Regions from separate parts of the Homo sapiens genome. Here regions 1 and 3 are each linked to region 2. A link is a loop called in an ENCODE intact Hi-C map of the cell type or tissue named here. Cell type or tissue: PC-9. All regions are shown on one strand. Region 1 overlaps LINC00484 (long intergenic non-protein coding RNA 484). Region 2 has its middle 40 kb from the start of LINC02957. Region 3 has its middle 40 kb from the start of MIR3910-2.

What was found. A loop is a pair of places that touch in the nucleus more often than their neighbours do. Peaks named below come from ENCODE experiments on the same cell type or tissue, not always from the same donor. Only the 100,000 strongest peaks of a DNase experiment are listed, where the experiment ranks them.
Region 1: a loop joins it to region 2, with 6 times the contacts of the local background. A loop is called at or near these places in 6 of 110 quality-filtered maps.
Region 3: a loop joins it to region 2, with 12 times the contacts of the local background. A loop is called at or near these places in 35 of 110 quality-filtered maps.

Annotation. Positions count from the first base shown.
Region 1 is chr9:91,163,895-91,166,394 of GRCh38, forward strand. All of the region lies in intron 2 of LINC00484 (long intergenic non-protein coding RNA 484), which reads left to right. Among named protein-coding and RNA genes, the nearest start is that of LINC02937, 1.9 kb to the left of the region's middle. RefSeq lists an enhancer at 793-1,087. In PC-9, no CTCF peak of the experiment used is centred here; a DNase peak (open chromatin) is centred at 987; H3K27ac peaks cover 398 bases.
Region 2 is chr9:91,035,960-91,038,459 of GRCh38, forward strand. No RefSeq gene overlaps it. Among named protein-coding and RNA genes, the nearest start is that of LINC02957, 40 kb to the left of the region's middle. In PC-9, CTCF peaks have their summits at 1,353 (motif pointing right) and 1,557; DNase peaks (open chromatin) are centred at 1,452 and 2,142; H3K4me3 peaks cover 777 bases; H3K27ac peaks cover 1,086 bases.
Region 3 is chr9:91,674,843-91,677,342 of GRCh38, forward strand. No RefSeq gene overlaps it. Among named protein-coding and RNA genes, the nearest start is that of MIR3910-2, 40 kb to the left of the region's middle. In PC-9, CTCF peaks have their summits at 1,431 (motif pointing left) and 1,635; a DNase peak (open chromatin) is centred at 1,369.

The DNA.
Region 1 (2,500 bases), 130 kb after region 2:
GGTTTCTACTCCATCAGTCCCACAGATGTGTTCACAGGGCCAGCACTGAGTGTGGTGCTGGGGAAGGCATGTGCTTGGAGGCAGCCCTGTGAGATGGCACAGCCTAGGGGAGGAGTCGTGGTGGGGAAGACCCTGGCCACGCATGATAGAGGAAGCGTGGCCACACAGTCTTTGCTGTCCCTGCCACAGCATGGTGCTGTAAGTCTCCTCCTTCCGAGTCTGTGCAGACTTATGTGACACATTTGACCCAACAGAAATGCAGCATTTGTGGTGTGTGAAAGTTCCAGACCAGGCCACAGCGAGCTCCGTGGCTTCGGCTGTGTCTCCTGGAGCACTTGCTCTCAGGACCCCCTCTCTCAGAGCCCAGGCACCACGCCGTGAGAGAGCCCCAGCCACAGAGACAGGCTACGTGTAGGTGCTTTCATCAAAGTGCCACCTGTGCCTCCCCGCAGCAGTGTCAGGCCACCAGCTTGGACAGGCAGCTCCAGCCTCCAGTGGAGGCTTCAGAGGACAGCATCAAACAGCATCCACAAAGGAGACCCACCTTGTGAAAAGCGCCTAGCCAAGCCCTGCCCAAATCCCTGGCCTGTGCAATTGTGAGCAAAGCAATTCAATTTGGAGTGGTTTTATGCTGCAGTAGGTGACCAAAGCACTATGGAAGTGAATATCAGGAGCCCCTCACTGGGATGTCAGAAGACATTCAAGGAAGGTTTCCTGGAAGATTTAGTACCTCAGGTGGTACAGGAGAAGGTGAGATGGAGAGAAAGCAACCCCAGTCTGAAGACGCAGTGGTAAGAAAGGGTCATTCCCCTGGGCATGTGTGGTCTGCTGGGGGATGACAGCCGAGGTGAACTTGAAGCAGAGGACACTCAGACAAGCTGCACTCTGAATCCCGCTACGCTGACCGCAGCACTTGCTGAAGAAGCCGCCTCGCCACGCCCAAGCCCTGCAGAGGGAAGGACTGAGGAAGGCAGCTCAGAGGCCTCAGGCAGCCACAGTGTGCATGCTTGTCTATGACTCACAGCTACGACGTGGCCTGTGCTGCTGCAGCTGCTGATAAGCCTCAAACCTCATATACCACTCTCTTCCGAGGATTTTTTAAATACACAAAACTGGGAGTGAGAGGGGTATTTAATTCCCCTACTAACACATGTTGGGCGCAGCTGGAGCAGCCAGGCCCACTGTAGCTGGGAAGATGCGGTGCCTTGAGGTGCAGGCACTGCTCACTGCCACATGTGAGCACAGGTTCTGAGGGTGAAAGGTCCCTGGTATCTGGCCAGAGTGTTAGACTCTGGAACATAAGAAGCCCCCGAGGTGGTGGAGAAGGTCTAGCCAGGCTCCAGACTGGCTTCACAGAGGTAATGCTTTTTGGTTTGAAATCCGTAAGAGCGCACTACAACTTCAGGGCAAGCTCCAACAGTGCTTCTCAAACTTTAATGAGCACCCAAATCATCAGGGGGCGCGGGGGCAGTGGGTCGCTTACTAAAATGAAGATTCTGCATCAGGAGGTCTGGGGCGGTGACACGATTCTGTGTTTCTAACACGTTCCTGGGTGAGGCTGAAGCCACTAGTCCATGAAGCACACTTTGAGTAGCAAGAATGTGGAGGAACTGTCCCAGGATGGGCCATGATTTACCTGAATTCTCACAGTGGCTTAGACAATGGAGACCTTGTCCACAACTAAAAAATAAAAATAAAATCGAACCACACTCATTGTTCCAGGAAACAGCAATAACATTGGAAATAAATCAAATGGTTTATTACTGAGATTGTATTATCAGAGCTATATATTAATTTTTTTTTCTTTCTTTCTTTTTTCCTTTTTTGAGACAGGGTCTCACTCTGTCACCCAGGCTGGAGTGCAGTGGCATGGTCACTGCTCACTGCAGCCTCGAGTTTTCGGGCTCAGGTGATCCTCCCACCTCAGCCTCCCGAGTAGCTGGGACTACAGGCATGCACCACCACATCCAGCTAATTTTTTGTACTTTTAGTAGAGATGAGGTCTTGCCATGTTGCCCAGGCTGGTCTCAAACTCCTGGGCTCAAGTGATTCGCCCACCTCAGGCTTTCAAAGTGCTGGGATTACAGGTGTGAGCTATACCCCCCCACCCCACCCACCTGTATATTCATTTTCTATAACTGTGTAACAAATAATAAATTCCTATTACTGTATAACAGACTTAATAGCTTAAAACAACACCCATTTATGGTCTCATAATTCTGCAGGTCAGAAGTCCAGGCGGGTTTAATGGGGTTTTCTGCTTGGAGTCTCACAAGGCCAATGTCAAGGTCTCCTATCTGGAGGTTTGGGGAAAAAAATCTACCTCCAAGTTTAATCTGGTTGTTGGGCAAATTCACTTCCTTGCAGTCCCCTGAAATCCTCATTTTCTTGCTGGCTGTCAGCCAGGGGTTGCTCTCGGTAACAGGGACCTCCCAGGGCCTCCTCCATCTCAAAGCCAGCAACAGAGACTCCACCCTGGTGTCAAATCTAACTCCGGCTC
Region 2 (2,500 bases):
CTGGACCCGAGGGAGGCACGGCCATAGTCCAGCAGGTGTGGCCCCCAGGCCTGGAGGACGGAGTCTGTCCCACATGGCCAACAGCAGATGGGCCCAGGTCCCCCTGCCCATCACAAGAGACGAGGCATAAAACCGTAATGCTAATGTATTTGTTTACGGTGAGGTACAGGCTCCAAAATGACAGGTTCTACCTGTTTTCTGTCCTGAGCAAAGACAGGTGTGGACGGGAGAGAAAGAATACATATTCTATTTTTCTTTTTACTCAGAAACTAATTCCTCAGGATAGTCTCCTGATACTGTTGCCCCCACTATCCTCACTATCCCCTGAAACCCCTGTTTCAGAGCAGGGCTGCCTTCTGCCCTCCCCTCCTGGGGGCTGGGCGCGAGTTGTTAGAGCAATGCAGGAGGTGGGCAGTTCAGGGCAGCTTTGGATGCCTCAGGTCCCACAGGAGCAAATAAACCCTGGACTTCTTGATGCCGTCACAGCCTGGCAGCACCTGCTTGTCCAGCAGACCAGCCACCGCTCCCCGATTCACCATGCCTCAGCCACGTGGGCCAACATTCCCTTCCACTGAAGGCACCTGTGAGACTACAGGGACCACCAGCCACAATATCAAGCCCTCCTCCTCCTGCCCCATCACCCCTAGCCACCCAGGCTCAGGAAGATGCCCTTCAGAGCACCATGCTCAGCCGCCCGCTCATGAGAGTGCAGGCCAGCCCCCTCGCCCATCTCACTCACACCATTTCCAGAAATGCCAGCACGGCCTTCTGAATAAGAGTGAGGCAAAATTCAAACCACGTTTAAATTGTTTGAGGATCACATCCACCACCAGTTAGCATGGGTGAAGAGTCCGTGGAGAGGGTACTGCAGGGCTTCCGTGGAAGCAACTGTATTTTTACACAGCCGTAGTGCTCGGCTCACCAGGTTCGGCTCACAGCCCCCGATACCTGGCTGTGTCCAGCAGAGGGGAAGTCTCCTGGGAAGAGGCCTTTGAGAGGTTTATACACATGTGCGATGTGGGCCAGCGGGCGGCCCCGGGAGCCAGCAAAGGTCAGACATTTGTCCTTCCAGACACAGCTCCCGCGAGGTAGAACACGGCACCAAGATGCAGCGTGGACCCCACGACCACCATTGGGGTACCCAGGCGCCCAGAGAACACATGCCACGCGGCAGCGTTTGTACCACGGAGGGCAATGCAAACAGCTGACACCTGGCAGCGCTCCAGAACTGCCGCTGGGGCGTTTTGCTTCTGAAAAAACCACCCTCCTGTATCCTCTGTTCACACAATTCCCTCCGCCCCAGGGCTCCCCTCCCGCTGCAACGGCTGCATCCTGCACACCCCTTTGCACTCCTCTCTCATACCAGGACACTGGGGGGCAGTCATCCGACACACCACACAACTCCGTCCTCTGCTCCAGCTTCCGCTCAGCGGAGAATGGCTCCCTTATCTGATGGTTCCAGGATGCTCTGTGGCAACACTGAGTGTAAAGCAAACAAGGCCATCGGGTGCTGCAGCCTGCACACCAGCGTGGTCCTGGGCCACACACCGGGCAGCCGGAGAGAATCTCTGCAGCTCCCAGGCGGCAGGGTGCACAAATCACAGCCTTTCCTTGACCCCGCGAGCTGAGAGAGCAAAGTCACAGACAGACTGTTTTAAGTGGATTCAGGGAAACACCCCCCACTGCTGTCCCCCCTCCCGCCCCAACGCACACATACATGCACACACAGCTTTGTTTCCTTGTCATTCCTCTCATTCCCTCAATAACCCCTGATAGGCTTCTAGGAATACTTCCTCTCTCAGCAAAGGAAAAGTGTATGGTTCTGTGTTACAAGATGATTGGGCTTTAAGCAAATGAAATTGAAGGCCTACAGCACTGGGGTAAACCTCCTCCAGGCAGCAGCAGGCATTGAAACAGTGCTCATTAGAGCTTAGGATTCTTCCTCCTTCTCACTACAGCATTTTAATTAACTGGAAACAATACCTCAAGGCAGTATTGCAATACCTTTGGACTGAAACATTAATAAACAGAGAAAATTTGCTTACAAAATGGCAAGTTAGAGGAAATGGAGGCCGACTAATAAATAAATGAGCCAAAGTTCAAAGGCTGCAGGATGACTCACACGTGCCGTGCCTGCCTCGCAGCCAGGACTTTCAAAAACAAAGGGGTGGTGGACGGATTCCACAAGAACGGCTGTTAAAGTCCACGAGGCTGACCCAGGCTGGGACTTCCTGGAAACTCCAAGGAGAGGAACTGCCCACAGAGCCAGGGACTCAGGACTGGCACAAGAAATGGCACAGCGCCTGTGCTGCACGTTTGCAAGTGACCTGCTCTTCTGACCGCAGAAGCGCCACTGAAGGTGGTCGGCTCGAGTCACCAGGCAACCTGGTATGATTCTCAGTGCACGGTCCGCCTTCAGAAGGCAAAGCTGGTTGTGTGGAAGAGAAACCAGAGTCCTGCTGAGGCTGGACAGAGTTTCTTCATCAAGATCATGAACTAT
Region 3 (2,500 bases), 640 kb after region 2:
CTAATTTTTTGTTAAGAATTTTTGCATCTTCATGAGGATATTGGTCTATGTTTGTTTGTTTGTTTGTTTACTGTCTTTGTCTGATTTTGGTATTAGGGTAATACTGGCTTCATAAAATGAGTTGAACGTATTTCCTTCCTTTTTATTTTCTTGAAGATTTTTGTAGAATTGGTGATAATTCTTTTTTAAACAGTTGGTAAAATTCTCCAGTGAAATCATCTGGGCCTAGAGATTACTTTTGGAGGAGTTTTAAATTACAAATTCAACTGTCTTAATTTCAAACGGATATTTAAATTATCTATTTCATGTTAGGTTAATTGTGGCAGTGTACTTTTTGAGAAATTGGTTCATTTCACCTAAGTTGTCAAATTTATGTATGTACAGTTGTTCATAGTATTCATTTATTGTCCTTCTGATGTTTACAGGATCTATCATCATATCTTCTGTTTCATTTCTGATATCAACTTTTGAGTCTTCTCTCTTTTTTATTAGTCTTACTAGAGATTTGTCAATTCTATTGATCTTTCCTGAGAACCAGACTTTTTGTTTCATTGGTTTTCTCTACTGTTTTTCTGCTCATGATTTCACTGATTCCTGCTCTTATCTTTTATTATTTTTTTCCTTCTGCTTGCTATAGATTTATTTTGCTCTTCTTTCTCTAGTTTCTTGTAGTGAGAGCTTAAATTACTCATTTGAGAATTTTACTTTTTTCTTTTTTTTTTTTTTTTTCCGAGACAGAGTCTCGCTCTGTCACCCAGGCTGGAGTGCAGTGGCATGATCTCGGCTCACTGCAACCCCCACCTCCTGGATTCTAGTAATTCTCCTGCCTCAGCCTCCCAAGTAGCTGGGATTACAGGCTCATGCCAACATGCCTGGCTAATTTTTGTATTTTTAGTAGAGACGGGGTTTCACCGTATTGGCCAGACTTGTCTCAACCTCCTGACATTGTGATCCCCCTGCCTCAGCCTCCCAAAGTGCTGGGATTACAGGCGTGAGCCACCGCGCCTGGCTGAGAATTTTACTTTTTTCTTATGTAAACATTTATTGCTATAAATTTCTCTCTCAGCATTATTTTAGCTGTGTCCCACACATTTTGATAAGATGTGTTTTCCTTTTCATTTAGGTCAGTATTTTTTTATTTCTCTTGAGACTCTCTCTTTGACCTATGGATTATTTGGGAGCATATTCTTTAGGCTTCAGGTGTTTCTGAACTTGGAATTTAGCCATTCTTTCAGGCAGCTGGGGGTGGGGCCTTTCTCCTACTGATGGATAGAGAAGGTCTTGACTTTCTACTAAGCCTCTTGGGACACCACCTTTGAAAGAAGGAGGAACCTTGTTATATGTGAGTCAGGTTGGAAGCACAGGCTCCCCATGTGATATCCACTGATGCCACCAGACACAAGGTGGCTTGCTGCCACCCAGCGGGGAGCTGGGGCTCCCTGTTGGCCTGTCAGGAGTGAAAATCAAGGGTCCCCACTCAGCCACATGTAAGTGCTGGAGTCCTGCCATAGTTTTTTCTGTGTCATTTGGTTTGAATGCAGTAGTTATTGTCTGAAAGTTTTCTGTCTTGCTAGGCTGCCCCTTTGCTGATCCTCTGTCTAGGGGAAGCAGATCTTTTTTTGGAACTTTTTTTGTCCAGGGCACATTGGTGTTTACAGACTGCTGGCTTCTCCAGTATCCAGTCTAAGACATAAGAGGCAAAAGAAAGCCCAGAGAACTCATCACCAAGTCTTCCTTGGGTCCCAAAGCCCCTAAACAGTCTGCTTTCTTCTGTCTGCCAATCGAAGTATTCTGATGTTTATCTTATATACAATCTCCAGGGTTTTTAGTTATACCTATTGGTGGGACTAAGTAAATGTGCATCTACTTCATTTCCCCAGAAGTAGAAGTCTCTAGAGTATGTTTTGCTTCTGGTAAGGAAAAGAAATCTCCATTTTTCTTTATTTTTCTAAACCATTATATATTAGCTATTTTTTTTGTTCTTCCAGAAAATGTCTAGAATAAAATTGCTGATCTCTCTCAAAATTCCCATTGGGGTTACAGTAAATGTAAAGTGACTCTATGACCCAGTAATTTAGAATATTCAATAACTAAATTGCAAATAATCTCTGGTCTCATATCAGAGAGATTGAAAATCTCAGGGAAACATCAGCCCTGGATACTTAATGAAGATTTCAAGACATAGGCCTTCCACTTCGTACATAACAAGTTCATTATAAAGTTCTGCTTCAAAATGTCATTCTTTGTCAGCGATTTTTTTTTTCCTGTCACACCACGCTACTCTAGCTATAACACTAAATTCTGTCATTCCCACTTTTGCACTATAGGATAGGGCTATGAACTCCTGAAAATATGGACTATGCTAACTTGGGCATATGGTCTAGTTTTTGTCCCCTAACTTTTTGAATGGGAGGACTTTAGGCTGATCATTGTAGGGGATGGCCTTGCTGATAAGGAATCTATAAACTCTGACTTCAGCTGACTCTCTTTCTGAAGAAAG